2 separate regions of the Homo sapiens genome follow, and region 2 is linked to region 1. A link is a loop called in an ENCODE intact Hi-C map of the cell type or tissue named here. Cell type or tissue: gastrocnemius medialis. All regions are shown on one strand. Each heading gives the region's core, and the rest is flanking DNA. Links, peaks and the distances in the headings are about the cores only. Region 1 has its middle 92 kb from the start of SNORA101A. Region 2 has its middle 24 kb from the start of DDIT4L-AS1.

Region 1 (12,861 bases), core at 4,286-6,785:
TAACTGATATTCAAACAAGGTAAAATATGGCTCGCATCTATATTTTCCTGATTGTACTACATACAATGTGTTTTTCCTGTCTCATGAAATGTTCTTTTTTTCTCTATTTCCCAACTTCTCTATCAGTCATATACCTTTATCAAAGCCCATCTTCCAGCTTTTCTGTGGAGCTTTCTCTAACAGCCCCAACTGGAGATGATCTCTTCCTCTTATATATTCCAAGCAGTATTTATTTCTTGTTTTTCATTGAAGTACTACTACACATAGTATTTGTTTCTAACTCTTCCTACATTCATTCTGTTCTGCCTTACATTATAGTTGGTTATCTTTATTGGAATCATTCCCTTCTACAAGAAAAAGAGTTATTTGAGGTCAAAGCCTCATTCAAACCAGGTTCTTTGTCACCTTCAGTGCTTGACATAGTATCTGGTCCAAAATATTTGCTTAATACATTCTTGATCTATTGAGTTGGATGGAATGTGTTAGAATTATAGCACCATTTATTTCTAGAAGTCAACCTTAGAAATCTCCACTTTTTGGGAGTGGAGAGAATTAGGAAGAGACCTGTGGGGGAGAAAGAGGGGCCGCAGGGATTCCAAGTGCTTCCCACCCTCCTTTCATTGCACCCTTGCCATTTGTATCAGGCATTCCTTACTTCCAGTTCTTGGACCAAATGGAGACAGAGCTTGCTGGTTGAGAGCCACAGAGCTTACCATACCATAGGGATTTTGGGGGGTGAGGGGTGGGTGGCAAGAGCGTATTCTGCAATATACAGGGAAAATATATTGATTTAATAACATGAGTACAAATTATGATTATTCATTATCTGAGTATTGTTACCTGTGTGACCTACTTTCTTTTAAGACCCCAACTATGTAGATTGTGGCTATAATACTCAGCAGCATTAAATGTTGGTATAAGACACTGTTGTGGGCTGAGTTGTGCCACCTCCTAATATCCTGTTACTTCAGGATGTGACTGTATTTGAAGACAGTAATTTAAAATGATCTTAATCTAATATGGCTGGTGTTCTTATAAGAAGAGGACATTTAGACTCACTTAGAGACACCAGGGATGTGTGCACGCACAGGAATGACCACGGGACAAACACAGTGAGAAGGTGGCCATCTGCAAACAAAGGAGAGAAGCCTTAGGAGAAATCAAACTTGCCAAGACCTCGATCTTGGACTTTTAGCCTCCATATTTGTGGGAAAGTAAATTTCTGTTGTTTAAGTCATTCATTCTGTGGCATTTTGTTATAGCAGTCCTAGCAAACTTATACAGCAAAGATACAAGCATTTTGTTGGTGTAGTTTTTCTAATCCTTCCTTCTCTAATGTTCTGCAGGTACTGCAATGACCTTTTGGTCCCTTTGCTATTTAGAGAAATTCCTCGGGTCTGATCTCAGGTATCCTGAGCACAGTATCATTTCTATGAATATTAAGTTTTGGCAAAATCACATGAAAAACACAATTCTCCTGAGCTAATTGAAAAGCTGGTCACAATGGGGCTACCATTGTAAAAAGCATTTAGAGTGCAACATTTTGTCTATTAAAATTCAGTTCTTTTCAAACCATGCATAACCTTGCCTGGGACACACTCTGAAAGCACTTTCTATTTATGAAGTTTATTGTTCTATTTACTTGAATTTTTCTTCCAAGTTCTGCCTGTGACATTTTTATCTCCTTTTTATAAGGACAAAATAATGGTATACCAGGAGGTTGGTAGAAAACAGACCCTAGAATGATTTTCAACTTTTAACCATGCTCAGATTTCAAGGCCAAGTGACTCAATGTAGCATGCAGAAAGATTGAGTCAGGGCCTGAGGATCAGGCCATGCAGATTTGAAAAAAAAGAAAAAAAGGAAAAAAAAGGACAGAGAGAGATGGGAAATGGCTGGAGTGACTCAGAATTTATTCCCTGGAGTCCAGACCTCCTTGAGTTTCCTTAGCTGAATTCCCGTAGTTAGTTTTGTGTGTGTTTGTGTGTGTGTGTGTGTGTGTGTGTGTGTGCTTAAGCCAGCTTCTAATCTGTTCCCTGCTTTACCATGGAAGCCTTTGTCCCACAGCTGGGGCTCATTTGGTTTGGATTTTCATCTATAAATTGCTGTCAGCAAGGATCTTTGGGAGCTAATTGGTGAAAGTGACCTAACAAGGAACTCCAGAGGGAACCAGAAAGACTCAGAATTTTTATCCTTTTTCTCTTCCCCCAAGAATTTGTGTTACCCTTTGCCAAGGAACAACTAGCTTTGAAGCTTGAGTAATCTTTTTTATTTAAAAGGTAAAAACCACCTTAGATGACATGCCATCAAACAAAACCATGTTTCTTAATCCTGTAGTAGAGAGCAAGGAGTGGCTAGTGTCTGGTATTCAAAGTCCCATTTGGACATACTTCAAAGAAAGACTCCAGGCAGAACGGCTAAAAGCTTTGCCAACACCAGGATATATACATATTTCCAGTTGCTGGGGCCTGAGCTCAGTTCCTGCATCTGAGGAGGATAATAATTGCTGTGCTTTTCATCTTTTTTTTTTGCAGCCTATTAAATGGAGGCCACTTCACAGCAGGACACATAGGTTCACAATAATAATAGCAAAATCTGTAATGATTTGTTTTCCCTTTAGAAAGCATCTTTGCAGTAATCCTGGGACTTAACCGAAGTGCAGAAATTTAACTTGAAATAAAGGAGTCTGGGAAGAGCTCAGGTGATGGAAAAGCAAAACTGGCATCTAAGAACATCTAGGTGTAGTAGGTGTGAATTTCAGTTCACAAACTAAGGCACGCAAACATATAACTTTTAGTTTTTATGTAACAACTATTTTTTATCTCTAAACCTCCATTTTGTGAAAGAAGTGTTATTTCATCTCAGTCAATTCAGTGTCTTCAATGTCCTAATGATTCCTAAATAGCCTCTACCCAATTCTCTGAAATAGGAAGTTTCAAGGTCTCTATTATCCTGTTGGGACTTGGTCATTTGCCTCTACGGCTTGCTGTCCTGATGCACCTTGTGCCTATGTCTAGCCCTGTTGGCTCTGGCTCCGTTGACTACTTGCATGAAGAGTCTGTGAGTACAAGAACTATCAGATCATTTCACAGGGCATGTGAGACTCACCATGTGTGTCTCAACCAGCCATTCAGCCAGTACATCCCCAAGGGTTTTGCCAACACCTTGAGGTTCTATAAGGAAGGAGTGGTTCTTTATTTTTTGGAGATTTCATACCTTTCTTGGGCTTGGCCACATTTTAGGGGCAGAACAATTGCCCCCTCTAGACTCACTCTCATTGTTTTGTCGCCAACTGTCTTTTCTCTTTCCCTTCCCCAAGCCAGGGGGATATTTTGTACATTTCAGTTGAGACAAAGGCATTGCGGGGAACTCTACCTTCCCCAATCTCCTTGATTTGAGAAGCTCAACATTTCTTACATCCCTTGGTCTCAAACACTTGCTTATGTCAGGAGTGCTTTCTGCACCTAAAGACTTTGTCTTCGGAAACATTATCTAGGAAAATTTTTGCTGTGTTTTGCTTTCTGCTCGGTTATATTCTTCTCCTATGCCTAGGAGTATAGGCTTCCCAGGGATTGGGATGAAAGTGAGGGAGGTAGGAAGCAGAGGAGGGACAACTGAGGAGCTTGTAAGGAAAAAAATCTTATTTATTAACATTTCAGATATGATGGCACCTTAATAGCTGCTTGTTTTAGTCTTAGGACTGTGCTGGGACAATGCCCAGCAGCCATATCTCATCTTTCACTCGTAATTTAGAGACTTTCCTTATCTGTTCTCATGCCCATCCCAGTCGCTACCTCTGCCCTCCCTACCGCCCTTAAACTCTATTATCTTAAGCAGTTCTTTGGCCGCACAAGCATTACCCAGGAAGCATCATGTTCCACAATTTCTTCTTGCCTCGTGTATGGATTCCCATTCCTGAAGTCCTTTCTAACCAACCACGCAAAAGATTAGGGAAGGCTCTCCCTGTTATTCACTCTTTTGGTGCTCTATTGTTCTTTCTTCACATGTCACAGTAGCAATTATTTAATTTTGCTACAATTTGCTAAATATGCATCTTTCCCATCATGAAAATAGGGACTATTCTTTCTTGTTTACTACTGTAGCCATAGCACTTGGCATATAGTAGGTATGGGATAAATAGGTATTAGCTAATGAATTAATGAATGATAAACTAGCTATTCATGTTGCAGGGAGTTCCCACAATGTGAACAGTAGGAACTTACCACATGAGTTCCTACTGCTTCATGCACTTTCACATAAACCTTATCCATATCCTTACCCCAGTTCTCTGAAAAAAAGCTTCGTTATCCCTGTTTTGGAGCAAATATTCTGAGGGTCTAAGAGTTGGGGGAGATTGTTTCTAAGGTTATTCAGCTAATAAAAGGCAAATGTTTATTGATTCACTATTTAACATATGTTTTCCTTAGCATCTGCTTGTCTTTAAACATAATCTTACACCTTCTATGAGTGACTGATACCTCACTAGATGATACTTACTTTTTCAAAAAGAGTCATGATTAAACCAAATGAGTCTCCAGTCAGGTTAGCGCCCAGTGGAAAGAACTTTAGGCAGATTATAGTGCCAGAGTTGGTTGGAAATCCTTCCCTACATTACTTAAATTACAATATAAAGATGTTCTTGTGTTCTGCCCCCTTTTTCCCTTTCTCCTAAGCACCAGACCTGTTCCATTTCAAATACTGTATTCATTTCATTTTTTAGGGCCTTTGTTTCAGAGTATGAGTCTGTGACTGTGGCTCAAGTGTCTATGCAAAACACTGAAAACAAAGCAGAAAATTCCCCTCTTCCCCCAAAAAAGAACACATTCCTATTTTTTTCTATTAGTGGTTTGTGTTATCAAATGTAAGAAACATGTGCCAAGATAAATAATTATGCAATAAAAATATGATGGATTTTGTGACTTTAAAAGAATACATCAGGGGCAGGTTGTGGTTGGTTGGGGGAGATTAATATGCACAGGGGACTGGAAAGCAATTTGAAGGAGAGGAGGTTTACACTGGGCCTCAAAAAGTATAAAATTTCTTTATACTTTGAAGCAGGCAGGCAGATAAGAGGTGATTGCAGCAGTAATGGGCATTCCAAGAAAACCTAGTGGTTTATCCTGGCTCTAGATCTTCAATTTAGAGAACTTCCGAGAAGTACAGGCGGCCCTAGGGTCAGCTTACAAGTTGGAAAATAGCACATTCGGTTTGAGTTTCATTGAGGTTTGAATGTCTCGGGGCCAGCTTAGGTGTACCTCAAACAGAGCCAAAACTCTAGATCAGTTTCAGAGCTCTCCTGCTCTCCTGGATATGTTCCTGACCACAAGACCAGTCTCTGGGTCACAGCAGCTGAGATCGGGAAGCCCTCCCCAACAAACCCCCCACCCACTGCAGATGGAGTTAGTAATGGTCCGGGTCGAGCAACCTCGGGAACTCTTGCTTGTCCCCTGGTTGCCATCATGGCAGTGTTCACTTGGATTACAGGGCCGCCTTCCCTCCATGCTCTGGACTCCTTGAGATCAGGGTTCTGTTTTATTCTCAGTGTTGCAAGCATCCACAGTCAGCATGTGATACTTTCCTAGCACCTAGCCTAGAAGGGACCCAAGTAATTGAGTGGGAATAAAGAGACAACACTGCCAACCTCAACTTCCTGCTAGTCTTCATATAGGCAATGTATTTTTATGTAAGTTGTATACATCTCATCTAACTCTCTGACTTAGATATTCTTATATAGCTATTTTTTAATATACTGTAATTATAATACGGTATATATCATCTTACTATTTCATAGATGAAAGGAGACTGAGTGGTTAAATGACCACAGTTGCAGGCAAATACTGTACTGTGTGCTCTTCCTTATAGAGTTAGCTTCAGCCTTATGCTTAGAAAGAGGAGCAAGTCCTGGAGAAGAATTTGATGGGACCCACAAAACTCACCCACCATTTACCGTAAAATCAGATATGCCCTTTTTTCTTTTTTGGAATTTCTCTGTTGGTTAAAGTGTCATCTTCAGAGGGCCCTTTTTAAAATTCATTTGTTTCTTGATAGTGATTACTTGATAATAAAGCTCACATGAGGTGGCTCATTTAGTTTTTCAATAACAATAATAATACTTAATTAGTGCTCTTTTGAGTGCTTTACATATTTTATTTTATTTTCTGTATTTATTTATTGGAAACAGGTTCTCCCTCTGTTGCCCAGGCTGGAGTGTGGTGGTACAATCATAGCTCCCTGCAGCCTAAAATTCCTGCGCTCAAGGGATCCTCCCACCTCAACCTCCCAAGTGGCTGGGACTATAGGCACTTGACACCATGCCCAGCTAATATTTTGTATTTTTTGTAGAGATAGGGTCTTGCTTTGTTCCTCAGGCTGGTCTTGAATTCCTGTCCTCAAAAGTTCCTCCCACCTTGGCCTCCCAAAATGTTGGGATTATGGTCATGAGCCACTATGCCCAGCCAACATATGTTATTTTAATCTTCACAACAACCTAATGAGATCGATTCTGCTTTGTCCTAATTTTATAGATGAGAAAACTGAGGCAAATGGAAATTAAGTAATGTTACAAAGGTAACCCAGTTAAGTAAGTGACACAGCCAGTATTCCAAACAAATAATCATTCAATGCCATCATATATTCATTGAGGGCCTGCTCTGTGCCTGGTATTGCCATGTGGTGGGAGATAGAGCAATGCACAAAGCAGACAAGGTTCTGTCTTCATGGAGCTTGCATCCTAGAAGTGGATGCTAGGCTGTATACCAAAAAATAAATATTGTCAATCAGACAAAGTAAAGGCCATAAAGGGAATAGCTAGGCTACCCTACCCTTCAAGTCTGACTAGGTCAAGGGAAGAGGGTGGCTATGAATGGCCTGGAAGGAGGTGACATTTGAACTGACACCCATAGAATGAGAAGGTGCCACCTGTCAAACGTGTTATGGCAAGAGAATGGAGAAGACCTTGTTGCTTGCCCTTGGAGCTTGGGAAGGAGGAAGAAGCAAGACTACGTATGTTTTAACAGGTAATGGGTAAGAGTTGGAATTTATTCTAAGTTCAGTAGGAAGAGTTTTATTCAGGGTAGTGAAGTGATCTGATTTATATTTTATAAATGTCACTCTGTTGATAAGAATGATCTGTAGCTGGTGCAGACATGAGGGTAGGAGAGTGATCAGGAGGCCATAGCATACATAGCCCTGGTCAGAGGTGATGGTGGCTGTGGCTATGTGGAGGAGGGAGTAAGGGAGGAATATTTTGGAGGTTGAGCCTACAACTTTTACTGATGGATTAGACAGGGAAAATGAGAAATGAGAAAACTGGGATGTCTTGTACATTTTTGACTTTAGTTACTGGCTGAATGTGCGATTTTGATGAGGTGGAGAAGGATTGGGAGGAACCAATATTGAAAAATGAGATGGAATTCAAGCTTTTTTGTGTGAAATATTATTTCGAGTGCCTTTAAAACATCCAAGTGGCATATTAAGGAAGCAACTGTATATGCTATTAGGAATTATCCGTGTTACACAGAAGCCTAATGAGATTTAATGACATCACAATAGAATCTTTATGGTTTCAACATTTCTGCTCCAGAGGAGAATTCATTTAAAAAAATATGCCTTGACACTGAAAATTCCTACTCTTATGAAAACAAATGGACTATAATTTTCACCAGTATCTCAGTACAGCAGTAATGTTAATCCGGCAGCACACACAGGAAGCAAGCTAAGTGCAGTTGGGAGATTGCAGATGGGTGTGAGCCACAAACACACACCATTCCTGAAAGAAGTAGGGAACAACAAGGGCTGCATATTGGAGGTAAACACGGCCTCTTAGCAATAATACTGCTTAAAATATTTCTATTAAAATCTGAACCTTGAGCAAATACAAAGACTATGTTTAACAATAGGGATATAAGAATGTACCCATTCCCATGGCAGTCTGGTGTGGGACAAGAGTAGGTGATGTGTGGAAGATTAGCAGGATGTGACAATATGGAAATCATTCTCTCAGTCACACTTGACAAAGGGTTTTCACTGAGTCTTGCTGATGAGGAACTGGAAATATACATCACAACCCCCACTGTGCATCCTTTATGATCTGCTGACTGGATTGTCGCCTAAGTCAGTTGTATAATAAAATAAATATGTATCTAATTCTAGTTTAGGTTCAATCCTTTAAGGCTCATCCATTTTTCATTTTCTTACTCACTAAGTTAAAAATAAAGAGAACTTCCAGATTTTATTAGAGCCCTCCTGGCAATTAGTGCAGTTAAGATTCTTGTCTTCAGGATGGTCAGAACTAGTTGGTAGAACCTCTCACATGATGCCAGGTTAATTCTTTCCTGGATAGGTTACAAGTTTCACTAACAGCTTGAAACATGAACACAGATGTGCAGGTCACATTTCCTGTCTAAAAGCTAACAGAGAGCAGTCCTAAGCAGTGGGATGTAGCTCCGGTGGCCTTTGTGCTGGAAAAAGGGAGATAGGCAAAGGTGTGGAGCAGTGAGCACTTCTACAAATTAAATAAAGAAAAGAAAAGGCCTAGATGGGCAGTCTCAGCTGCTACGGGATCTGAGAGCCGGCCAAAGGCACAAGGCACTGGGTGCTGGGAAGCAGAGCTGTGGGGAGTTAAGGGTCATGTAGCGGGGGAAATTCCAAAATTCATCTTTAGATTTTCAATTTTGAATATGGCTTACTCTTGCACAAAATAGATCTTTACCTCTCTTATTTGACTGGAACCAATCTATCCTCTGGAATTTGGGAACCCAACCATTCATGTCAGGCCTAAGGCTGGCCTTAGTGTTAACTCTCCCTTAGGCCTTGCCCAAGTCACTTGCTCAGGAAGTCAAGAAGAATCATTCATCCTTGTTAGTTAATGCTTACATATCATTGTATGCTGGCCATTTTACTGACTAGGCAACTTGCTAAGAACTACATTCTCTGAGTCACTGAGGGATTAATGGAGCAAGACAGGAGATTTGGCAAATTTGGCATCCAGCAGTCTGGTTAATCTCCTGCATTTTTCAGGACACCAAGAACTGCTGGGACAATGACTAAGTCAAAAACTCATTTGCCATGGAAAATTTTACTTGGTTTCTATTATTTTATACCACAAATCATGCTCTGCATTTAGAGTGTTCGTTTGCCTACCTATATGTCCATTAGCAAATATGAGAAAACATATCCAAAAGCCTGTTAGATGAAGAAACAAAACTGGATCCCATGTTAGGCCTTATCAAATGCATTCACAATGGCACATGAATATATATATGGTGCATATTTGGGTGTTAATGAGAAATGCACTTTTAAGTTATATGAACAAAAGAAATAGCATGGATTTATAGCATGTAACAGCTAAAGGAATGTTAGAGATGATGTAGTCAGGTGTTTCTCAAATGGTTTGTAAAGTTTAGCACATTTTCTTCAAGTGAAAGTGCATGCAGAAGCCCAAATATACTGAGCGGGTGGAGGGAGGGCTGTGCTTTTTCTTACCTTCTCTGAGACAACGCCATAGAAATGGTGGGATTCAGCAGGCTCTTTCTGCAAATCCAGCTGACTGGCATTATTGCTAAGGAAACTGTTACCCAGATTGACCCAAAGTTATGTTGTGAACAATTTAAGTTACCACAGCTAGACCTTGGTTCTACTGACTCTTGGTCCATTGCATCACTTACTAGGAATCAGTTTTTCCACTGAAAATGTGTGTGGAATCCGTGAAGGAAGGACTATATTGTTCTTGTTATTGTTATTGCTTTTGTTTAGCTATTCCTCGCTTTCAGGAAAGAGTTAGATGATTAGAAGGAATCACATGCTTTTATGTTTCATTCTTTTCTGGTATTTGGGAAAAATACAGCTTCATTAGATAAGGACATGAGTTTCTCCACTCTATTCCTAGGTTATCTCTTTGACCCAATTGACAATGCCACAATCCATGCTCCAGCTTCTCAGGGTCCAGCTGACCTCTTCCTTCTCCCTAGACCGCACATAGTTTGGCTGGCATCACTCATCTGCTTCTCCTCTGTATGCCCTGTTCCCATATTTCTAGCCACAACATCCTAAATCTCATATCTCAACTGTCCCACAAGGTTTTTCAGATGCCCCACTTGGCTTTCACCCCTCTTCTGCTGTTTCTGTAGACTAGCACTTCTCAGAGCACATCTGGTTTGGTGTTATTTGGTGTCTTTCTTCTTCCTTCTCAGTTGTGAACTCCTAAAAGAGAGCAGAAACATGTCAGATTCATAGCACTAGATAAAATTCTCATACCTGCAGTCCCCAAACTGTTAGCTGAATGTAACTGCACATGATATATAGAAATAGTCCTACAGCCAAGTTTTTATGACGTATGCCAATGAAGGTACAGATGGGTAGCAGAGATGGGTGGTAGATGCTTTAAAAAGTAATTTTTATTTTTTCATATAAAAATCTGAGATTTTGAGTATGTAGGACTTAAGAGTTATTCAGCCTGATTTTGCAGTTTCCTATAAAATTCTTCCCCATGCTTTGCTCTTTTTGGGGTATTTCATTACAATTGATACATAATATCATGATTAAAAAAATTTATTTTCTATTTTAAAGAATTAATTCCTCAAATATACTGTTTTCTGACTCAGTTTTCCACAAAATTATGAAGGTACTTCCAGTTAACTTACTTTTTGTATATAAATGGATGCATTATATATGTATCTAACCATCTATCATCTCTATGATATAAGATAGTGAGGAGCAGGTTTAAACATTTTTTATTTTGGTTCCTTCTTGATTATAGACTTCAGCCATCTGTGTTGTTATCCTCCTGGGATAATCTTTTAAAAGATTCTTATTTTTAACAAGACAACACATGACATTATAATTAAGAGCATGCCTGGGTTTGAATCACAGTTCCACTACTCATTTGTGTAAATTAGGGCAAGTTACTTTATCCCTCTGTTTCTGTTTCCTAACTGTAAAATTGGGATGATAATAATAGTACTTACTTCCTAGAGGTGCTGTAAATACTAAATGAAGTCATACTTAAAGTGCTTAGACCAGAACCTAGGATAAGAGAAATGCTTTATTAGTTTTAGGGGCTATTCTAGAACGCTTTTTTTCATTTTCCCTCTTTTACTCCCTCCCCTACACATGCCTTTTGGTACATTCTAGAGCATTAGTTATGTGGTTAAGATGAACATGAGTAAACATAGGCATGTACAGCTCTGAGACATATTTCTGTAGGGTAGATGCTAATGTCAATGTAAGTGCTCTTGTAGCAAGGTTGCTGTTAAAGAGTAAATGGTCCTGCTCATAACTGAGAGTAGAATATGTGGAGGGATAATTAGAAGTATAGTCACTGCATTAAAAAAATTCAGATAATATAGCATGGGCTTTTACCATAGGCAACTTTGGTATATTATTAAGGTCTGAACAGAGCTGCATATTTTGAAAAGCCATTTTAGACTGAGGAGTTTGCTGATGTTAAAGAAGTGCAAATATATTCAATCAATCGGTGAATGGTGGGGAGAAGTGTCTGCCTAATATTGAATTCCTTCAGATTATTATTATTTACAGGTCTTTGGGAAACAAGGCTGCTTGCATGCACTGAGTTGCTTTTAATGATCCCCTTGCCTGCCATCAGTCTGCATAATAAAACTAGCCTTTGTGGGCATTTTTCCTGAGTTTTGAAACTCTGCAGGTTTTTTCTTTACCCTCTTTACATTTCTAAAGCATATGTGTTTAGTAGAGAAAGACTCCAAGTTGTGCTCACTGTGCTTGATTGGACACGTAGTTTTTCTGCTTTGGGTTTTAAATAGATTTGCAGATTTAGGAATCTGCAGAGGTAAAGCTGCCCAAGCCTTCCTGAATGGACTACCCACTCCTGTAGCCAGATAATTCAGCACCCACCAGCACTTTACAGTTATGTTTTCCATGCTTATTCAGATGCAAATCCCAAACCATATGTTTACCTTTATGTTTAACATCATTATTTACAGCAAAAAAATTATAAATCCTTCATTCATATGAACTCTAGTAGGCAAGAAAAGGGTAACAGGAAATGGGATTTATATATGTATATAATTATTTTTGACCCATAAAAGTTGTGGGATGGCTAAGGAGCTTGGCCAAGTAGTTGTATGGAAAAGTACAGGCTAATGCCAAATACCTAAATAAAAGCTAAAGAACTCATAAAAGTGTTCAGACAGTCTGTCTCCATAATATCAGACAGCCAGATATATGAAAATATTTGCATAATGAACGAAGTTTTTCTAGATTTTTTTTTCTGATTGCGATGCATTCAGAGGTCCACCTGACTCTAAATTATTAAGTTAGTTCTTGGTGTCTCTAGTGCTACCTTCTGTGTATGTGACCCAAAATGGTATTAGAGGGTTAGAGGCTGACCTAATACAGTTATTGCCCTAGGTGGTCTCTACTTATCTAGGCATGATACCACCTTGAGGAAAGGATCCCTTAGTGATCTACTAAGTTAATTCATCTCTAAGGGAAACAATTGCCCCAAAGATTAGTTTAATAACAATGGCTCTGGGAATGTTGTAAAAACATCTAGGAGAATTTGGTTTTGTTTCTAGAAGAAATCAAGACAAATCTTATGTCGTGCTGTCTAGAGTTACTATTAAGCATGGCCATCTGTGTATTTCTGAATCTATCTAAACTTTAGTTCTTTGGTTATGAATGTGTGCATGACAATATCATTTTGGAGTTGATAGGAGGTTAATAAGAAAATCTGTGTTTAAATGTCTACTCCAGGACCTGACACATAGTAAGTATTCAGTAAGTGGTAATTGTAGGGTAGTACCAAATACTTAGGCTATTGACAAAAGGCTGGAGTTGTGTAGAGTAGCTGTACTCAATCATACGATAGCTGCAGCATAAGTGTTA
Region 2 (12,861 bases), core at 6,600-9,099, 140 kb before region 1:
CCTGGAACACTTTGCCCTCACCATATTGATATCACACTCACTTTCTAGAGACCCAAGTCCTATGATGAACTGACTTCTGTGTGCCATCTTGGGGTCAAGTGGGAAAGTCTGTATTAGGAGAACTCAACTAAGACCCTTCTCATATCTAATCACACTTTGTGCTCAACTTTTACGCTATTGCTACCACACCTCTCCTATGTGGATTAGGCATCCCCCTAAATCTTCCCCTATGGAGAGGCAGGACAGCAGAATGCATATGTCTCATTTTTTTCACTTTTCTTCACCCAGGCTGGAAGGGCAGGATTTGTACCTCCTTTCTGTCATATTGTGGGTTTTGTGATCTGCAGTACCAGCCTTACCTGTCCACAGGCTTAAAGTGGGGTTTTGTGATTTAAATATCTCTCTCTCCTGACAGCCTATCTTCCAAGTGCACTGTCTCCGTAAAGAGGTCAGCTCTGAGAATCAGAGCTAATCAATAGCACCTTTATTCTTGTCTCTTTCTTTCTCTAGAGCAATAAACCTCAAGGCTTCAGTTGGTGAGGAAAAGCTCCAAGGACTTAAAAGGGGTAGAAATTAAGAACATTGTTTTAATATTTGCAAAATAATGTCTGCCATATTAATTTACCAATGTTTGTGTAACTACAAAAGCCATACTTTTTTCCCAATGTACAGTGTTTGGCACTGGGTAAGTCTATGGTCTTTCTGGGTAAAAGAAAAGAAAATCAGAAATTGGAGGCTATAAAGAGCTTCAAACCAGTTGCGACTTGGTCACAAGCACTGAGAAAGGAGGAAGGAAGAAAGACATATTTAAGATGTTTAAGATGCTCTGAAAGTGCTCATGCCAAGTATTACTGCTGTGGAGAATGGAAGTATTCACCACATTTTATGCTGTTGTCTTCAAGACTTAGGTATTCCCATTCTGAAAGGTGGTAAGAAAAATGACTGGAATCCAACACATATAGGTCTCATCCAATAACATATGCAGAATATTTATGGTAAAATCCAAAATGTTATTGCTAGGTAGAATGTATTTAACATGTCAACATTTATTTTAAGACCACCTAAAATGAATTAAGTCACAGTCTGTCTGGATTTGAGCCTGGGGGCACACTCACATGGCACGTGAGTTTGGAATATTCGCTTACCTTTGCTAAACCTCAGTTTTCTCATCTATAAAATAAAGGTTATAATAATCAACAAATATTGAGTGTTTTTATATGCCACACACTGTTTTAGCCACTTATATTAACTTGTTTAATTGATAAATAGCCTCAAGATGTTTTATTTTCATCTGTTTGCAGATGAAAAAAACCATGCCGCTGAGAGATTAAGTTACTTTTCATGATCACATAAGTAGAGGTGAAGGTAGGATTAGAATACAGGCAGTCTGTTGCTATATCTGAATGATAACAGCAAATACTTTCTATACTCTATGCCAGGCACTTATCTAAGAAGTCTATGAGATAGGAACTTTCTTTATCCCATTTTACGGATTAGAAAACTGAGCACGGAGAGGTTAAATATCTTGCCCAAACTGACACAGTTAGTAGGTGCTATGGCAGATCCATCCAGTACGGCTCCAGAGTTTGTGTTCATAGCCTCCATGCTATACTGTCTCAAAGGGTTTTTACGAGCAATAGCTGATAAAATACATGTGAAGTTCTTAGTATAGCACCTGGCACAGAGGAGATGCTTAATAAAAATGAATGAATTATTAATGAGGAAACCCTACAAATGGGCAAATGAGAGATTCTGTAAGTCTAGGATAGCACTGAGCATTCTGTACTGCTAAACATTGTTATATGTGTTATTATGACCCCATCGTTTTGCCTTACATAATTTCATTTATTCATTCGTTCTTTCAGCCAGTCAGTCTTGCCTTGCATGGCATTTTTAATGTACCAACACCACGCCAAGTGCTCCAGTATGTGATGTAGAGATATCTCTTTGACAAAAGGCTCATAGATTTGTTGTACTTAAATTAAAGAAGCACTAAACAACTTTAAAATATTCTATATTAGCAATTTTTTCTAATTAGCTTATTTCAGTGTCTTGAAAGGGACTAATTCTGCAATTTGGTGATGCCTAGTAATATCACGCCATTTAGCTTCTTTGGGCTAAATTTCAGGCACATATCTTGTAACTTTCTCACACATATGACTCTGAGGTGCTTTATCTTTTAATCAGGAAGCTGTGCACTAAAGCTGTTACAGCCCAATGGGTTCTTCTTGCCAGCTGCCCCCCAAAAGCCAATACACTGAGAACAGCAGGTATTGCAGCAGAGAAAGAGTTTAATAATCACAGGACAGATGTGGGAGGAGGACAGAAGATATTTTTCAAATTCACCTTCCTGAGAATTCAGAGGCAATAACTTTTAAGGATACTTTGTCAGGCAGGGGACTGGGGAACTGAAACAATTGATTGTTTGGGGATGGAATCACAGAGATATTGAAACTACAGCTGAGTCAGTTCCCGGCCAGGGGCTGCAGGACCAGTTGAGTCAGTTCCTTGGTATGGGTCACAGGTCTGTGTCTCTTAATATGCCAAAATGCTAAATCTGAGAAAGATCTCAAAGACCAGTCCTTTAGGTCTAACAATAGTGATGTTATTTATAGGAGCAGTTGGGGAAGTTAACAAATCTTGTGACTTCCGGTTACATGACTCTAGGGCAATAAGCAACTATAGAAAAGCAAGCTAAGCAAGCAATGAATAGTTATTGTTTAACCATGCATGTTCTTTAACAAAGTTCAGGCTTCTGCCATTATTCTAATCTTGTGGCTTTTTATTAGTTTTCACAAATACAGTTTCAATCTTTGAAAAACGAATGGATCAGTTCAAGGAAAGGGCTATTATGTTCTCTGCACAAGAGTGGGCAAAAGCAATTTTGCCTGGTAGAAGCAAAATGGAGTCAATTATGTTAAATTTCCCTTACTACTATAATTTTTCAAAAGGTGATTTCAAAGCCTTTTAGCTTTTCACTTAATGTCCTGCTCACTGTTATTTCCTTAAGTTTTAAAAACAATTTCTGTCCCAAATGCCACTTTGCTTCTGCTAAGGGGAAGAAATCTGTATGGCCTGAAAAACACAGAATTTAGAATCATAATATTAGTTCAAGGGGAATTCTCACAGCTCTTTGACCTCTAGCAAGTCATCTAACAGAGCTGAACTTCAGTTTTCTTGTTTTTGGAATGGGGATAGTAATTTCCACCCTGCAGGTTTGTTGAGTGACTAAATTAAGCAGAAAAGGCAAAACTTCCAGCCAGGGCCTTGCTCCACTAAGGCACTCTGCTTGGGCTATGTACTTCAGCTATTATTATTCTAATAATTTTAAAAAAGTATAATTTCATCTTTTTTTGGTTTGAAGTAGTAAACAATTTGTCATTTATAAAAATTTATTTGCTTTTGTATAGGTGAATTTGGTGGTTTTATTTTCTCTTAGGTTTTCAGATAATGATGGAAATGGAGGGGTGCAGTGAAATTTTCTGATGCAGGTACATGTTTTAGGGAGAATAACTTATCATTATGAGTACCAATATAATAGATTAGATAGGATGGCAATGGAAAAAAATGACCCAAGTAGAATTCTAACATAATAAAAAGGAGAAAGGTAAGAACAACAACAACAAAACAGATTTCAAAACCATTTTTAAACCATTTTATGAATAAAGAGAAGAAGCAAAATAATGAGAACTACCTTGACTTCTGTAAGCCAACACTTAAAATTATAAAGCCAATTGAATGTTAGAAGTTGAGGGGCCCTGAAAAGTCAAAGAGAGTTCTTCAATGCCCAGCACAGTCATGCCATTACAGCATCTCTGCTGGGTGGCATTTAAACTTTCTTTCCAGAGAGAAGCAGCTTATCTCCTTGTAAAATATTATAAGGCAGTTCTGATTGCTATAAAGTGCTTGTTCATTTGATCGAGGTGCCAATTGGCACAATCTATCACTCTCAGAGAGATCATATAAATGATCTTATCTTTTAAAAGAAAGTCTTCCAAATAGTCAAAAGATGGTCCTTACTTTAAATTAAACATCCTCTTCTCTCTTAACTGCTCTCTATAAGCTGCTAATAATTGCCTCAGAATGAAGAACCTGGAACAGACATGATTAACAAGTATTTTCTCATGCAACTGTCAAGCCATGTATCTTGTCCCTTACTGTCATGTTTTTTTTTTTCACCTAAAAGCAGATCATTTTGTTAATACCCGCATAAGGATTTAAGACTGTATGATTTCAAAGATATGCTTTTCCTAGCATCATATTATTCTAATCACAGTCTAGGCTTCTGTCTGTAATGTTTTCACTCATTTCTGTGCATTGCAAACTTTAACTCAATTATCCAAACTCAGGCCCCTAACTTTTGCTCCCCAGGCACCACCTTGCCCCTGGAAACAGACAGTTCTTTATGATCTCAGATAACAGCTCTTGTATACATTTATTGGGAAGAAAGTGGAGGAAAAAGGTCAGGTTGTTGTCATTTGTAAGTTTCCTTCATTTTATTTAGAATAGTTTAAGCTTAACAGAGGGTTAACTATGTTAGCAATGCCTTCGAACCAAAAATATTTGAAATATTTTTGCAGAATTTACTCATGTTAAATTGATCTGAAAATGTTTAAGGATCACATGTTTAGATGTTTCTAAGTAGTGCATCCTTTTTCTTAATCAGGAAATCCTATTAATCTCTCAAACTATATTTGTTTTCTAAGTTTTCAGTATAATACAATTTTATTTCCTGAATAATAGAAATAAAAGAAATAGGTTTCTTTTGGTATTAGGTGTATCTAGACATTTTTAAACAAGAAAATTGGGTTTTTTCCTTTTTAAAGTATCAGGTAGCTCGCTTTCCATAAAGTTATAGTTTACTATATATTTTCTTATTGGATAGTGATCACAAAAATGAGTGCTTTCTTTAATAATATTTAGCAGACACATTTATGAAAGCAAACTAATATCACATTTCTTCTGAGTAGTTCCCTGAGGATTTTCTTATTTCCTCTTATTAAGAGGATTCTCCTATTGAGTTTTAAGGGCAGTGAGACTGCATAATATCTAGTGACCGAGTGGATTAATTTACATTATATTTAGAAACATAACCTCCCACATGTTATATCCAAGTTGTAGTCAACAGTTTTAGCTTTCATAAAAACAAGCTTACTATTTTCTTTACCTAATACCCACATACTTTGACTAGGTTACTTTTTGCTGTTGTTTTTGTTTTTTATCACCATTTTGTTTTGAACAATGTTACTGTGATTCTGTTTTTTTCTGATTAATGATAATAGTATGGTCAGCCCTAACACATTAATTAAACTCTCTTTCTTTCGTGATCTTTATTTTCTCAAGAATATAAATCAGTAAAGTCCCCAAAGTGCAAGAAAAGATTTTTGGTGTCATTGAACGTCAGGAAATTCAATATATGTAATTGGAGCATGTATTGAAGTAATATGACGGAAGTCAGTTAAAAATAGATAGCCGTTGTAGTAATTTACTTTTCAACATGCATTTATCAGCACAGGAGTGCATCAAAAAGCTCTTTTTGAAGCACTTGCATTTCCTGTCCTTATTCTTAAAGTTACTTTGAAATTTGAGAGGGAGGGGCATTGCAGCTGCTGGCCAAAGAGCTGCCAAATAAGACATACGTTTAAAGCAGAGAATGGTGCTAGATTCTTACTGAAAAGAACACACAAGGCCTGTTACCCTCATAAACAACTAAAAGCAAAAATAGAGATTGTTGAATGACATTTAGGCTTAGAGGATTAGAGAATCAGAGAATCTTAATGATGGAAGAAGGTCTTTCTTTGCATCTATTAAGAAGATTATCTGAGACTTTAACTCAGATGCCTTCTAGGCACAGGTGATATAAACTAGTGACATTCCAGGTGACTGGAATGTACATATCCATCCACAATACTATCAGGGAATGCTGGCTGTGCTGTACACCATTAGATTTCTGAAGAAAAGAGAGAAATTTGGATTATAATGTGAACATTTCTGGGTCACTGAGCACAATTGCACAGATTGTGAAAGTACAGCTGCACAGCAGCATGCAGTGCCTTGTGACTATTTGTAAGCCAAACAAAAGATTGCATGAGGGTTAAATTCAACCCACCGGTAGGAAGTTTGCAACCCTGTGGTTTAGACTGTTAGAAAGGTTTCATTATTATTATCAAACAGAAAAATCTGTTTTTCAGCAGCTTTGGTTCCCTGGATTTTGGGGTCATGTTGAATGAATGTAATCTTCATGCACACAAGTGTTTCAAATATTTGAAGTCAGTTATTCTATTTCTTTAGACCTAAATTTAGGGTCTAGGGAGACAATCAAAGAAATAAATTAGGTTAGTCTGTTATAAAAGAATGATAAAAAAATGTAAGGTGGCCCCTGGTCTTCACTTCTTTTCCATGTAAGTGCTAACAATTACTTTAGTAATGCATTTTAGAATATTGCCTTAAATTAAAGTCAAGAGGACTAGTGTATTGTTGGAGAATCTGTCAATCTCTGGCCTACCCGGTGGAGAGTTCTAAAGGTCTACCACCTGTGGACTCCTTCCTGCCAAGTCCTTGAACCCTTGAGAGTGTGGCTTGCAGGGTATTTGGTGAGTGGGATCCTAAAATAGTCTGTTGTGTCCACACCTGGTGTTCGGGGAACTTGGAGAGAATTTAGCCTCTTGATGACTTTATGAGCTTTAGATTACATCCTCTGTTGCTAATTCCCTCTGTGTTTGTGGCCATGTTTTAGTCCATTTTCACGCTGCTGATAAAGACATACCCGAGACTGGGAAGAAAAAGAGGTGTAATGGACTTACGGTTCCACATGGCTGGGGAGGCCTCAGAATCATGGCAGGAGGTGAAAGGCACTTCTTACGCGGCAGTGGCAAGAGAAAATGAGGAAGATGCAAAAGCGGAAACCCCTGATAAAACCATCAGATCTCATGAGACTTATTCACTATATGACAGTATTCACTTATAACAGTATGGGGAAGCTGCCCCCCATGATTCAATTATCTCCCCCCAGCTCCCTCCCACAACATATGGGAATTATGGGGTACAATTCAAGATGATATTTGGGTAGGGACACAAAGCCAAGCCCTATTAGGCCTGTATCTGTTAGACTGAAAGGTCATGCTTAGAAAGAAGTAGTAAAGACTACTAAGTTTGTGCTGTGCGCAGTTCCAAGCGCTTGATGTATATTAAATCATTTAATCCTCACAATCACTCTGAGGTATTAAACTTATTTTTACAGACAAGGGAACTGAGGACAAGAAACTTTGCCAAGGTTACACAGTTAACGATAAATCAGGGATTCCAACCCAGGCATTTGGCTTTGGGTTTGTGCATCTTCCGGAGTCTCAGATGGTAGTGGAAGTCCAGGGACCTAGGGTAGACTATAGGAAGGAAGATGCTCTGTGAAAAACAACCACTTGGATAGAGACGCTGATCCACTCTCTGCCCTACATCTGGCCTTAAGCCAGCCTGCTTGTGTGCTTCATACCACCTCTATACCAGTCCACAAGGACAATCGCAAACACTCCTGGGTGTGCATGCAGTGGCCAAGGAAATCTTATTGCTTATTGCTGCCCAGCCTCACTTTCTCCTGTCTTCATCCAGTGTTGAACTCTGGCCTCTGCAGTCACAGTCTACCCTGACTTTAGAAGTTGCTGTTTGTGTTTGGTCCCCTCTACATTTGAACCTTGCCTTGATCTGACTAGCTTTGCCTTTCCAGCATTTAATGCCTCCTGCTGGTGTGGCCCTGCCATGAACCCCAAGTCAATATAAGTTTGCATTTGGATTCCACAACCTCATCAATGGCTGTGAGTCTTTGAAGAAGTTAAGTATGCCTTTGAGGTTTACCCCTCAGGAAAATGAAGAAATTATATCTTGCTTATTGGATTATGAAGATTAACCAGCAACATTCTAGTACAGTGTCTAGTACAAAGTAAGTGTTCAAATGATACTTCTTCTTATGAAGTGGGCCATCCTAGGCCTTGAATTGAAGGATAGAGCATTGAAGAAGCAGGGCTGTGTGGAATTCATGTGCCAGAAGAGTGGCAATTAATTTCCCACGTGGGCAGTGGCAGTGCAGCCAGTAGCAACACTTGGATGCTTGCAAGGAAGTCACTGGGTTAGAAAGTATGAACATTTCAGGCCTCTTCATCCTTATTTAATATGTTCTTAGAAAGGCTACTTTAACTTAACATTGCTGCAGCTATGAACATATCCAATCTTAGTCCATTACTTCTATAACCTGTGTTTCTATAACACTCATTACCTCAAAAGCTATTGTTAAATAGGGGGAAGATATCAATAGGACATGGAATTTGGTCTGGTCATAAGCAATTTCACCACAGTTGCCTACAAGTCACAAAACTGAGTGTAAATTACATGAACACAGTGGGAGGCAGCAAGCCTCAGATGAAGATGCTCTATGGAGCCCATTCACCTCCTGGGGTTCCTCTAGGATCAATTTGGTTGTACTTGAAAGTGCATATTGTTGGGTTCTCCCTATCCTTTTCTTTTTGTCCTTGTTTTCATGATTCAACAAGGAGATCCTTCCTTACACACCCTTTCATTTTTAGCTTTCACTTTTTCTTTTAATAGTAAAATCCTACATTTACTACTGTAACATTTCTTTACGGTTGTAGCTTTTTGTTTGCTCGGTTAGGACTGTTATTATTTTTGTTAGTGCTCTGGTTACAATATCGGTTTTGAGTGACTAACTCTAATCATAATTTTTTCTGTGAATGCTGTTATTTTTAGAATGCAGTTTGGCAGAAAGGACGATTTCTTAGGAATGTTGTATTAGAATAAACAGAAGCACTGGTAATTCCTTCACTTGCCCAGTCACATCAAATCCCAGAGAGATTTGTTAAACACAGAATTGACCTCAGATCTGATTCACAATCTCCCAGGGGTAGCTCTGGAAATTTGTTAATTTGTGACCCAGGTGATTCCCACGTTACACAAATTAGGGAAACTCTGCTCTACCTTGGTTGGGAATAGGCATGCTTTTTTTTAACATTAATATTTTTTACATTTATTTTTACATCAACACAGTATTGCTTTCAATTAATACCCTCCCCTTGTTTTTATTAATTAGTTACAGCTCTACTACTTTATGATCTAAATTGTCCTGATCTGTACAAGGATGCTTCACTCTGCCTAGTTTTATTTGCAAAGGTCCTTTCTAAGGCAAGTATTCACAGACTTCATTTTATTTGCTCATGATAACATTGAATCCAACCACCCTGTGTAAAGGACTGGCTCATATTTCCTATCATATATTATCAAATATTATAACATAACAAAAGCTTTCATTTAAATGATTTAGACAGGATACATGAGTTTTTAAACTGCCTTATAAATAAGTGCAAATCTTGTGAAGATAGGGGTCAGGTGAGAAGTAGAATAAATAAAGGTGATGGGGGAAAAGTGCTTACTAACAGAAGCTTTAAACGCAACTACATAGAAAGGCACGTTGAAGAGATAGTTTTTGTTTGTTTGCTTGTTTGTTTTCACATTTTTTGCTTGCTTTCTTGGTCTAGTCCTGAATTTTTTAAAGAGGAAACTTTGTTTTGTTTATTTTTCCTACTTGAATTAAAGTATAGAAAAGACACATTACAAGACTATCATAAAAGGTTTGTTGTAAACTGTGTAATTTGTTGTAATACTCTGGAAACTCAGAGTAATAAAGATAAACCAACTTATAATGGCAATGCTTGGATTCCAGAAATACTTTTTTTCCATAACAACCTTGTTCATTGCTCTTCTACTTACACCTCTGAGGCCAGAAACCCCACAGTTTATATCAGCATTCAACTGGATTTACTGTTACTTCCTCTGCTTATTAAAGACAAACACAACATATACCAGTCAATAAGCAAAAAGAAATCATTTTTAAACTAATAAAATTCCACTCTTTGCAATGATTTAAAAGTTGCTAGATGAAAGAATTTGAAAGTGCAGCCATTTGAGTTGATTACTATGAAAAACTAAAGCAATACTTTTCAGGGCTTCCAATCAAGAGCAGCTTTGAACTTTGGCTCCCATCGTGCACATCAGTAATTCTGTGACTCAGGCAAATAAAGTATTCTTCGCCCCCACACGATCTGGGAGAGGCCATCTGGTGTGGTGCTATACTCAATAATATGTTATTTTGGGCCTCTACTTCAACTGGGACCCTTTACATTTGTAGACTGATTATTAAAAATCAGTTTTCTCATTGTCTGTTGTTTTTCATCACACCTAAGATCATAAGTGGAGAGTCTTGGGCATACAAAAGTTTGGAGAGCTGGTACTGCCATTTAGGGAGTTATCCTTATGTCATTTTCAGTGAGTCAGGTCAAAACTTCCTGGCTGTTCTCTCCAGCCTCTACAAATACATGAGACCCTAGCAAAGCCTTTTTCACTGGCAAACACTTCCTTTGTTTATTTACAGATTCATGCTATGCTAGTTAGACTTATGTTTGATATGTCAGAATTGTTCCACACAAACCTGAGAACACTGTGATGTAAGTTACCCGAATGAGATTGATGCAGAGCTGAGACCAACAAGAGCCCTAATAATTTGGAATTTAAAATGTTGCAGACTTAACTCCTTTCCATCACTTCAAACAGACATTAATTTCTCATTTCCACCTTTCTACATTCACCTTAAAAGGAGTGGCAATTGTAATGGATGCCACTGTGTGCCATACAGGTCCAGGACACTCATCTACTCAAAAACTGGATGTTTTGGTGGCTGACAACTTTCAGCTGAGACCTTCTGCAGGCAGTACCCTCACCCAAAGTTATGTCCCTTCTTGGAGGCAGCCATTCCAATAAAAAGTCGCAATCTTCCATCCAGTTTCCAGAATTAAGTCAATATTTAGAATAAAACCTATATACAAGCATATTTTGGTGATATTGTGGATATCATTCCAGACTACCACAATAAAGCAAATATTGCAATAAAGAGAGTCCCAGAAATGTTTTGGTTTCTCGGTGCACATAAAAGATATGTTTGCATTATAGTGCAGTCTCTTAAACAATGTACACCCTTTAATTTAAAAATACTTTATTGCTAAAATATGCTAATGATCATCTGAACCTTCAGGGAGTCGTAATCTTTTTGGTGGTGGAGGAGGGTCTTGTCTCAATGTTGGTAGTTGCTGACTGATCAGGGTGGTGGTTGCTGAAGGTTGGCATGGCTGTGGCAATTTCTGAAAATAAAACAACAATGAAGTTTGCCACATCAACTGATTTCTCCTTTCACAAAAGGATTTCCTGTAGCACGTGATGCTGTTTCATAGCATTTGACTCATAGTAGAACTTCTTTCCAAATTGGAGTCAATCCTCTCAAACACTGCCATTGTTTTATCAACTAACTTTATGGAATATTCTAAATCCTTTGTTGTCATTTCAGCAATGTTCACAGCATCTTCACCACGAGTAGATTCCATCTCAAGAAACCATTCTTTGCTCATCCATAAGAGGCTACACCTCATCTGTTCAAGTTTTATTGCAGCAATTCGGTCCATCTTTAGGCTCCACTTCTAATTTTGGTTTTCTTGCTAATTTTACCACAGCTGCAGTAACTTCCTTCACGGAAATCTTGAACCCCTCAAAGTTATCCATAAGGATTGAAATCAACTTCTTCCAAATTCCTGTTAATATTGATATTTTGGCTTCCTCCCATAAATTACAATGCTCTTAATGGCACCTAGAATAGTGAATCCTTTCCAGAGGGTTTAAAGTTACATCCAGATTTATCAGAGGAACTACTATCTATGGCAGCTAAAACTTTACAAAATGTATTATTGAAATAATAAGACTTAAAAGTTGAAATTGCTCTTTGATCCATGGGCCGCAGAATGGATGTTGTGTTAGCAGGCATGAAAACAACATTAATCTTCTTGTACATCTTCATCAGAGCTCTTGGGTGACTAGGGGTATTGTAAATAAGCTGTAATATGTGGAAAAAAAATCTCTTCGTTTGGTTTGTTTGTTTTTGTTTTCTTTTGTGTTGTTTTTGTTCTTGAGGTGGAGTCTCACTCTGCCACCCAGGCTGGAGTGCAGTGGTGCAATCTCGGCTCACTGCAACCTTTGCCTCACGGGTTCAAACGATTCTCCTGCCTCAGCCTCCCGAGTAGCCTACAGGTGCCCACTACCATGCCCAGCTAATTTTTGTATTTTTAGTAGAGATGGGGTTTCACTATGTTGGCCAGGCTGGTCTCAAACTCCTGACCTCAAGTGATCCTCCCGCCTTGACCTCCCAAAATGCTAGGATTACAGGTGTGAGCCATCGCGTCCAGCCCCTGTTTTTGTTTTATGAGCAGTAGGTTTCAATGGGGGGTTTAAAGTATTCAGTAAGCCATTCTGTAAACAGATGTGCTGTCATCCAGGCTTTGTTATTCCATTTATAGAGCACAGGTAGAGTATACTGAGCATTTTCCTTAAGGGTCCTAAGATTTTTGGAACGGTAAATGAGCATTGGCTTTAACTTGAAGTCACCAGCTGCGTTAGTCTTTAATATGAGAGTCAGCCTGCTCTTAGAAGCTTTGAAGCTTGGCATTGATTTCTCCTCTCTAGCTATGAAAGTCCTAGATGGCATCTTCTCCCAATAAAAAGCTATTTCTTTTCCATTGAAAACCTGTTGTTTGCAGTAGGCACCTTCTTCAATGATCTTAGCTAGATCTCCTGGATAACTTGCTGCAGTTTCTATGTCAGCACCTGCTGCTTTACCTTGCACTTTTATTTATTTATTTATTTATTTATTTTGAGACAGAGTCTCTCTCTTGTCGCCCAGGCTGAGTGCAGTGGCATGATCTCGGGTCACTGGAACCTCTGCTTCCCGGGTTCAAGCAATTCTCCTGCCTTAGCCCCCCG

Evidence for each region. Hi-C counts contacts between places; a loop is a spot of excess contacts. Peaks named below come from ENCODE experiments on the same cell type or tissue, not always from the same donor. Only the 100,000 strongest peaks of a DNase experiment are listed, where the experiment ranks them.
Region 2: it touches region 1 in a loop (3-fold over the local background); 1 of 110 quality-filtered maps calls a loop at or near these places.

What each region holds. Positions count from the first base shown.
Region 1 is chr4:100,297,296-100,310,156 of GRCh38, forward strand. No RefSeq gene overlaps it. Among named protein-coding and RNA genes, the nearest start is that of SNORA101A, 92 kb to the right of the region's middle. In gastrocnemius medialis, for the core only: no CTCF peak of the experiment used is centred there; a DNase peak (open chromatin) is centred at 5,286; H3K27ac peaks cover 2,500 bases.
Region 2 is chr4:100,159,940-100,172,800 of GRCh38, forward strand. No RefSeq gene overlaps it. Among named protein-coding and RNA genes, the nearest start is that of DDIT4L-AS1, 24 kb to the right of the region's middle. In gastrocnemius medialis, for the core only: no CTCF peak of the experiment used is centred there; no DNase peak of the experiment used is centred there; H3K27ac peaks cover 677 bases.